3 separate regions of the Homo sapiens genome follow, and regions 2 and 3 are each linked to region 1. A link is a contact called in ENCODE Hi-C or POLR2A ChIA-PET data. All regions are on one chromosome and are shown on one strand. The core of a region is the stretch at or near the end of the contact, and the rest is flanking DNA. Distances in the headings are between cores, read along the strand shown.

The links. Hi-C counts contacts between places; a loop is a spot of excess contacts on that map. ChIA-PET counts read pairs that join two places held with the same protein, here RNA polymerase II (POLR2A). Pooled maps may share reads with other maps.
Region 2: a pooled map shows a loop between it and region 1 (2.5-fold over the local background). The contact joins the promoter of KIAA1614-AS1 here to the enhancer-like site in region 1. A Hi-C loop is called at or near these places in 1 of 37 single-sample maps with no recorded cell type and 1 of 50 pooled maps. POLR2A ChIA-PET finds 5 or more read pairs at or near these places in 1 of 52 experiments (A673).
Region 3: a loop to region 1 is called in a pooled map, with 2.9 times the contacts of the local background. The contact joins two enhancer-like sites. A Hi-C loop is called at or near these places in 1 of 37 single-sample maps with no recorded cell type and 2 of 50 pooled maps. POLR2A ChIA-PET finds 5 or more read pairs at or near these places in 1 of 52 experiments (activated T-cell).

Annotation. Positions count from the first base shown.
Region 1 is chr1:181,396,440-181,399,595 of GRCh38, reverse strand. It overlaps a transcript of CACNA1E not described here. Among named protein-coding and RNA genes, the nearest start is that of CACNA1E, 85 kb to the left of the region's middle. RefSeq lists an enhancer at 974-1,083. Within about 2 kb of position 1,520, at least 2 of the 41 ENCODE cell types and tissues checked have a DNase peak (open chromatin) inside an H3K27ac peak, as active enhancers do.
Region 2 is chr1:180,953,092-180,956,190 of GRCh38, reverse strand. KIAA1614-AS1 (KIAA1614 antisense RNA 1) reads left to right here and starts at 1,304. Exons shown (of 2, transcript NR_145481.1): 1 at 1,304-1,523. RefSeq lists an enhancer at 1,069-1,674 and a silencer at 1,710-2,249.
Region 3 is chr1:180,887,532-180,890,535 of GRCh38, reverse strand. XPR1 (xenotropic and polytropic retrovirus receptor 1) reads right to left here. Exons shown (of 15, transcript NM_004736.4): 15 at 257-3,004. Among named protein-coding and RNA genes, the nearest start is that of LINC02816, 18 kb to the left of the region's middle. Within about 2 kb of position 1,440, at least 2 of the 41 ENCODE cell types and tissues checked have a DNase peak (open chromatin) inside an H3K27ac peak, as active enhancers do.

The DNA.
Region 1 (3,156 bases), core at 271-2,770:
GAACACCTCCGTTGACAGGGATTTCACTATTTCATTACCACCCTCTTTCCCCCACCACCCAAGCAACTATTCCAACTTTAGATAGCTCTATTAGGATGATCTTTCTTACTCTGAGCTGAAATCAATGTGTGTCAACACAGAAATCAGTGGTCTGTAAGTAAACACAATTCATTCACCTGTGGCCACCTGGGACAATCTAGAAAAAGAGGATGTAATCAGCAATAAAAACAATGAAGAGAGGCCAAAAATCAATGTATCTCCTGTCAGAATAGCTCTACGGAAATAACTCAGTGTTTTCTAAATTGACTTAGAAGACCACAAGATTTTTCATTTGCTTTTTTTTTTTCCTTCTACCTCTTTTCCTTTAAAAAAAAAAAAACTCTCTAAACTTTCTTCCCTGTGAAAAGCTAATTGTAACTTTCCTGCAAGCCATTACTCAGGTTATTTTGGGAAGAATCAACTCCTACAACTTCAGAGGAAGGACGGAAAGGTCACAATACTGGGAAGAATCAAAGGATTGAGGGGATGTGGTGGGGGGACTCACTGAAGGACCCAGGTTCATGTGAGGCAGAGGAGATTCTCCCTAATATTTATGTCCTCATAGTGTAGACAGAATTTCTGAAGTGACCTTCTACACAGCAGCATTGCCTGGAAGGGAGGAAGGGAGCTCTGTTTCCAGTTGGATCTCCATTGCCTTTTGCCTTTTGATTCAAGCTGAAAGGCTGATTTTTAGGGATGGGGCTACAGATTTCAAAGGGGTGTTGGTTTTCGCTTGATGAAGTCAAAGCCAGTGGAAACTATGACTATAGTAGGTCCAGCTGCACTGCTCAGACCTCGTTTCTGAAAGTGAGACAGGATGGAAAGTGGTCATAGTGAAAGGTGACCAGGTTGGGTGGGGGTGACAGAGCAATGCTGGTGCTTCATGGAAGCCAGTCCTCCTTTAGCTCATGGAGGGAGGGCACTCCGCACACCCTGCTCCAGCTGCCAGGAGGTGCCTCCAGAGTTCCTGCGCTTTGAATCAGCTTTTCTGGCCCTTCTTGCCCTTCTTCCAGCCCTGGCTTTGCAATTTACTGGCTTAATATCCTTGAGCAAGTCAGCCAACCTCTCTGGGCCTCAGTTTTCTCATCTGTAATATGGAGATAATTGTCCTTTCCTCCAATAGATTTATTATGAGGGTTAAATAAAATAAAGTGTGAGCATGCACTTCCTAAGCTACAAAGCTTATGGAAGAAATTGATGTGATCTTAATCTAATTTAAGGTTTTGGCACCAAAAATAGGTGCAAAGTTTTGTTTTTATTTTGTTTTGCCTTGTTTGTGTTTTTCTGGAAATGGTGATAAAGGGAGAGCTGGTCCTTGCACGTCAAGACTCTTCAGAGAAGGAAGGGAAATTAAACTGCCCCTCCTCTCAGCCAAGGCATCTGGGTAGAGCCTGTGGCTTTCATAGATGTTCAGATGGCAGCAGTTTCATTTTACAATTGACCTCAGAAGAGACAGAGGTTGAAGCAACAGCAGAGGGCTGAGCTTCAGAGTGGGGACAGGAGAAAGAGGCGGCTTCCCCAGGCAGACACTAGCTTAATAAGGTGACATTTGCACATTAGCAGCAGGCTGGCTAATTGATTTGTTCCTGTTACAGGAGCATCTGTCTCTGCAAAAAGGCGATGGCCACCAGCTCTGGCACAGTTGCTAGGAGAGTGTCCAGGATCTCTCAGGTCATTTTTTGCCCTAGCCAATAGGGTAAAAGCATTTTGAGAACCAGGAGAATGCCAATGAGAACTGACTGGAGTACAAGAAGGGTAAGGGCTACATGTGGAATCCCCAGGGCTGCGGAGCTCAGCAGGGAGAGGGAAGGACAAGACGGGATGAGGGGGAGGGACACCAGGTCCTGGAGCTGGATTCTAAGCATCGCTGATGTAGCCCATACAAAAGTTTTTCTCACTTTCCTCCTTTTTCCTGGAGTCTTCCTAGTGACGTGATGAGAGGCTGAAACACCCCACCCTGTCCAGGCGCAGTGGCTCATACCTGTAATCCCAGCACTTTGGGAGGCCGAGGCAGGCGGATCACTCGAGGCCAGTTCGAGACCAGCCTGGCCAACACGGTGAAACCCCGTCTCTACTAAAAATACAAAAATTAGCCTGGTGTGGTGACGCATGCCTGTAATCCCAGCTACTTGGAAGGCTGAGGCAGGAGAATCACTTGAACCCGGTAGGTGGAGGTTGCAGTGAGCTAAGATCGTGCCACTGCACTCCGGCCTGGAAATAAACAAAAAACTCACCGAGGCAGGGGCCTGGGTTTTGTAAGGGTTCAGGACAGAGTTCCCATCCACCATTATTGTGGTGAGACGTAGTAATAGAAGAGAATTCTATAATGTGAGGCCTGCTGGGAGCATGGGAGGCATCAGTGAGGACTGATGCTCTTGACCCTCCCAGAGACATTCTGAGAGCTCCTGTAGACCTCTGCCCTTTTTTACTGTGAAGGTCTGTTTGGTTGCCTCTAGAATTCCCTCATCTGGTGGCAGAAAACCCACCTATCTTCAGGGCTTGGAACTACCCTACAAAGCAGGTCTGCAGCTTGCAAGGGAGTCCCAGCTGTTCCATTGGCCAGGTTCGCTGCAGAGGTGTTCAAACCAGGCATCTTCTGCAGGCTGGACAGATGTGTTCTACTCTTAAAATAAAGTAGCTCCAGTCTTTACCCAAGTCCCAGAAGAAGAAGTAGTTAATGGAAATAATTTTCCCAATTTTAAGATTTCTCTCCTGTGATTTATTTTCCTTAAACTCTTGAGATCTGATACCTCTTGTCTCTATAAGAATGTAGTGGGTAATTTTATCTGTTTTAGCGTAAACTATTTATTCTGGGTTGAGGGAATCTCTGTTTCTATGTTATTCCACATTGTTCTACTCAGGACCAGGCTCCAGCAATTACCTTTCTCTTCTGCGTCATCAATTTTTCACTCGTTGGATTACTCCTATCAATGTGCAAACATACTGTTGTTTCTCTCATCTTAGAAAAACCACTTCCTTCATCAGCTATTTCCTGATTTCTTTGTTCTCCTTTGTGACAAACTCTTCAAAAGAGTCATTTCTATTCACTGTCTCAGTTCTCCTCCTCCCATCCCTTCTTACACCAACTTTGATCAAACTTTTCTCCCCACGCTTTTG
Region 2 (3,099 bases), core at 55-2,554, 440 kb after region 1:
CCAGTCCCCGCAGCCCCTTTCCTCAGGGTCCAGCACTCCGACCTGGCCAACCCACAGCCAGAGAGCGCTGGGCAGAGCTTCTTGCCAAGGAAGGCTCTTGCCATTTCTAAGCAGGTGCTCTGGCTTTGTAGGAAAGAGGGAAACTTCTCTGCGGATATGTGGGGGAGGGAGGGAGAAAGGGGAAGGCCTGTTCATGCAGGTGCAGCAGGGCCTTTTGAGTCGCTCCAGAACTAGTCTGGGGACTTGGGGTGGGAAATGGGTTGGGTAGATGAACTAGGGAAGTCCACTTGTTGCCAGGTAAGTTTAGTGGAGGATAAACAAGCAATTCTACCTAAAGAGTCACAATAAAGAGCCCTTGGTACAAGATCCTATGGGATTTAAGGGGAGGAGCCGAAGTCAGCATGCAGTATCGGGAATGCTTCCAGAGACAGACACCTCTAATATTTTTGAAGGCTGCCACGGGGTTTGTGGGGGGACAGGGAAAAGGCATTCCAGCCAAGGCACATGCATAAAGCATGAGAGAGTAGGTGGGTGCATGGATGGGTGAAGTTGGGGCTAGTGGGATCCAGGAGCCAACAAACAAAGCTCCTGCCAATAATACCCACACAAGAATCCTGTGCCCAGAGGCAGTTTGGAAGACTAAGAAGTCCACAGTCGCATCATTGCCCTCCTCTCCTGGGTCATAGGCCTCTTCTTGGCACACCCGGAAAAGAGGTGGAAACAAACAGCTGCCCAGGACACCTGGGCATCTAGGATGGAGGCCTCTTCCCCACTACCCCAGGGGCCAGGCCATAGCCCTGAGGGTTTCTTCTGCCTCCCCGCAGAACAGAGCCATAACCCACTTTAAATTACAACTCGGTACACACTTGCAGAAGCATTTCTCAAAACCTAACCTACCCTTGGCTTGTATAAAGCACTCTAATTTTTATTTTAATTTAATGTTGGTCTCAACCCACAAAATTGCTTTTATAACCCATGAGTGAATTGTGCCTGCAGTTTGGAAACACTGCCCTGGAAAGGGATCTGCCTGCTCTTCTCCAGCCCCACTTCCCAGAAGAAAAACCAAAATGAGAGCCCCTGCGTCCTGGTGAAGGTCAGTGGCGGGCAGGCCAAGCAGGGCCTCCAGAGCTGCTCGAGGGCCTCCAAGGGAGGTGAGCTGCAGAGGGACCCAGGAGGGTGGAAGGATGCTGGCTGGAAGTCACAGAGGGCCAGGTTCAAATCCTGCCTCCGCTTTTGATTGGCTCCCAGACCTTGGATCTATCTGTGAATTAACCTTTGAGCCTCGGACTCCTCGTGCGTTAGCCTGGTATAATAGTCTCTCTCTCGCAGTGTTGCCGTATGGATTCAGGGTGATTTAATGACCTCAACAGAGCTCTGGAACATTTGCGTAGCTGGCAGGGCAAGGCGAGGGACAGCCCAACGAAGGCAGGTCCTTGAAGTCCTGGTTAACACTGGTTTCCAAAATTCGAGCCGGCCTGCGGTTTTTCCAGCACGCCTGAAAGCTGGGGACACTCATGCACCAGGTACTCATTCCTGCACACCCCGCCCCCGCCCCACGGACATGAGGGTCCATAGGTCGCCCCACTTCCTCCCCATCCCTCCGGCCAGCTCCAGCTCATCCTCCCAGTCTGGCTCGGCGCGCCGCCTCCACATCACCTTTCAGCAAGGCCCGGGACCGTGCGGTGCACCAGTAGGCCCCGTCCGCCTCCCCAGCCGTGCGTTTCTCAAAGGCAGGGTGAGCCCAGCAGTGTGTGTGCGTGTACGCGTGCGCGCGTGTGCTGGGGGCGGGGTTTGCAAAACTCCCGCGAGCCCGCCCTCCCTCCACCCTCAGGCTGCAGGCCCCCGCGGCTCTAACAGCCGGTGCCCTGCTGGACACACCCCGCCTCGCGGAAGCGGCCTTGGCACGAAGGCCCTGGCGACCCCCAGGCAGCGCAACGGGCCGCTCCCCTCTCACCCCCGCCCGCGCGAGGCCCCGCGGGAGGACGCGGACAGAGGCTGTTGGCTGTGCTGCCTGGCCCCACGCCTCCTGTCTGCGCGGCGGGAACACTCCGCGGGCGGCCGCGTGGCCGGGAAGGCGCGGCTGGCGCGGAGTCTGCGGGTGCAGAGCAAGCGGCCGCCCGCTGCCTGCCCTGGCCGGTGGGGACAGCCCGCCCTGCCAGGGAGACTTGGGGGGGCACCGGAGTCGCTGCGAGGTTGCCTCTAGTGGCCTGAGGGCGGGGCGGGCGCGGGGCAGCTGCTGAGGGCACAGTCGCCTCCTGGTCGCAGGGCCCGCGACAGACCCCGATTCTCCCTCCCGGGACACCGGGTGCCAGCTGCGGATATCTCTCGCCGCCGCTGCACCCCGCAGCGACAGAGGGGGGCCCCCGGGAAAGAGGGGAAAACCAGCCGCCGCCCGGGACGCTGGTTCTGCGGGTGGCTTCTGAAAATGCCCCCAAGCCCCGAGGAGACTGAGGTGCCTGAGGCAAAGGGGTGCCACTTTCTGCTCCGTGTAGTCCCAGTGTCAGGGGCCTTCTGTGAACCGCGGGAGGGACATAAGTTAGACACCGGGAATACCCACACCTTTGCATGTGGCTGCTTCGTTTCTGTGCCTGAGCCACTTGGCCCTTGCTGTAGCTTCCTACTCGTTTTACAAAGCCCTGCTTGTGCTCACCTGCCCGGTTGGCGCCCTTGCCAACTACCCGGCCAACCACGAATCACGGCCCCAGGCTGTCCACAGGCTACCCACAGGCTACACCGGCTGCAGCTCCTCTTGCAGCATACCCTGCATCCGGCGCTGTAATGTGTGTGTGCCTCCCCCTGGGCTGGGGCCCCTTGAGGCTGCGGGTCTTTCTTAAGTCCGGGGGCTCTTGCCTGGCCTAGGCCTGGTTCCTGGTTAATAAGCTCTCAGTAAGAAGGTTCTGATGGCCCAGGCACTATGGCTCAGGCCAGCACTTTGGGAGGCTGAGTCGGGCGGATCACATGAGGTCAGGAGTTCGAGACCAGCCTGGCCAACATAGTGAAACCCTGTCTCTACCAAAAATACAAAAATTAGCTAGACATAGTGGCAGGCGCCTGTAGTCCCAGCTACTTGGGAGGCTGGGGAAGGAGAATCACTTGAGC
Region 3 (3,004 bases), core at 191-2,690, 510 kb after region 1:
ACCTCATATTTGTAATATTTGAGATTCTTTGTGCGAGTAAAAGAAAGATTTGTTACAACAATCCCATTGCTTTAGAGTCACACCTCACATATTACCTGAAGATAAAAGCCATTTAAACTTCTTTTAACTTAGTAGGATAGTTTAAAAATTTCACCACTGTAGTCTGTTTGCCCTAACCCCATATGAAAATTAGTCCTAAGGGGAACTATGTTCAGGAATTCAAGAAACCAAGAGAGAAAAACAGTCACACAAACCATTCACCAGTGACAAAGGAGTCAGCAAACTGTTGGAAAACAGAGAGAAATTGTAATAATGAAAAAAGGACAGAGTTTAGTGACCAATCACTTATTTTCTTTAAAAACACATAACCACATTAACTTTTTGCTTTATACAACCATCTAGAAACTATAAAACAGTACCACATTGTGCATTTAACCTACTTATCAAGAAGGGAACTTCATAAGTCATAAGAATTCTACCCATATAGGAAGGAAAAAGGAGACAGCTAATAGCATAGTCACAGATACAACATGAGTCCAAGCAAGCATCAATTCTTCGACATCACCTTTTCCATTTACCAGAGTGGAGACTGAGAAAGAGAGTGAGGGAGAAAAAAGAGGGAAGGAAGCACCCACAGAGGACTAATCACAATCCATAGTTACTTTTGACAACTATAGCTCAGGGTTTCATAGAATAGTATCATTTGACCAACACAGTGTGGTGGAGGGAGAGGGGTGAAGGAAACACAAATAGAAGGAGAGAGTTTGAACAGAAAAATACAATTTTCCCCCTATTCCCCTCCTAAATACTCTTCATTGATACAAGCTTCTGTGCTAATCCAGAAAATGGCAAGAAATTAATCTTCACAACGTGATTAAGAGTTCTGTTCTTTTTGTAATTGAAATGTGAGTGGCTCACAATTTTACAATTCAAAATAACGTCATGAACAATGACCCTTTAGGGATTTTCCACAATCTTTCCCTCCAATTCCCACCATGCTGGTGTTGCTACAGGGCAATCAGGGAAGTGCAGGTAGGGACTTCAGAGATAATGATCAAGGGATAGTGAGATGGAAGCCTGGCTCTTTCTTAGAAGTCCACAACTTTCTAGAAGTACTGCAGTCTTTCCCTCTGATTTGTGGTGGCACAGAGGAAAGGGCATAGGAAGAACTAAGGTAATATGGTGGAAGTTTAGTCAAGTAACTGGTTTGAAGGTATACGAGACTGTGTACTTAGTAGATATACTGAATCCAAGGCAAACAATAGGTTATTTGATTGTCCTCCTTAGGTTGATGGCACCATACAAAAAACTGAGGGTGGCTTTGATTTGACGATAAAATAAACCAAAGGTTTGCTACAAGGAAACATACTTCAGTTGCAAAGTTGTATAATGATTCTCCTCACTTTAAGGGAAACTCTCATCTTGTTCTCACTTCCTCTTCCACCATAAATAAGCAAACATATTCTGGAAGGCTGTTTTCTAGGGGCAACTCAGTATCAGTTTTGATAATTCATACAAGAAAGGCATCATGAGCCATGCCAATCAACAGGCTCCTCTCTGTTCTCAGGCAAACTTCCTGTATGGACTACCTTAGGCTCTTCCAAACCTAATGAGATGTTTTTACTTTTTCATATTTGGAGAGTATGCTGGTTAGATCATTGGTTTGTAACACCAACCAGTGCAAATTTCTCATGCTATCATATAATCAACTCTGTCCCACATTACCATGTGCTCTAACATTGTATAGACTTAAAATACAATGCAGAAAGTTGAGAGTTTGTAGGATTTACTATCAAGACTGACTTCTGAAATGCAGAAACGTATGTGTTTGCATTTAGAAAACCTTTAACACTCCTTGTCTTAGCTAATGATCACAAGCAAGAAAAATTTAGATCACTCAGAAAAAGAATATGAACAAAGCTGATAAATTGGATTTATTCTTCTTTACCTAACTTTTGCAGAAGTTCTACCAAAGCTTCAATTGTCTTCACCTGGTCACTAGAGACCGTATCTGTAATGACACTGAATTCCTATTAGATTTGAGAAAAGTGTGGTGATTTTGTAGTTGAGAGAGCTACAAATTCAACTTTCTTTTTTTCTCTCAGAAGCTATCTCAATTTTAAAAACTCAAATGTTATACAGTAAGAGGTACTTGTTTTTTGAGAGGAAAATTTCATGTAAACCATTAAAAGAAAACAATAATGACCTGAAATCTGCTTACCAGATTTGTATCCCACATTTTAAAACAATGCCACAGATAGGGTTATTTTCTTAATTATTTTCCTTAGAATAAGAAATTTTTGTGGTCACTGCTTAGAAAACTGCATTTGGGAATAAATAATTATTTCCTGAATAATGCAAAGTAATGGGGAAAAGATGATAGGAAAATAAAGGCAGGTCTTTCCCAGCAATTTAATAACCACTAAGCGGACAGATGGAGGCATCACCTTCGCGTCATCAGGCTCACGTACTTTCCTAACTGCCTTGCTGCGGCTTACTGCCAACGTCCAACATCTTCTTGCTCTTCTCTGCTATCTCCAAAGTTATTTCACTTATCTTCAATGAATGTCTGTTAATCTGATACCTGCATGACTCAATACTACTTTACTTTTTTCTGTTCTTACCTTGCCGTAGTTCACCTATCCAGAAATGGATGATCTGCTTTCTCTAGTTACTGTGAATGTACTTTGGTCAAAGCATGGTGGAAAGATAATATACATCAACACGTTACTTCTGGTAAAGAGCTCAGTTAAAGTCACAGAACTCTCATGTTTAGAATATCAGGAAGTCAGGGATCCTAGGGGCTGGGGCCCATTTTCCTTCTTTAAACGGTTTTTATAAGTTACTACTGAGGTGAATGGTGTTCTCCCACACCTTTGCTTCTGACGGAAGTTAAGCAGCTTGCCTAAGGAGCCTAATGGTAGAGTGCTGAAAAAAAGTTGCACATGGGTTTTTGACTACTTTCCAATCTTACAAATGACCATCATAACCTAATGATTTAATC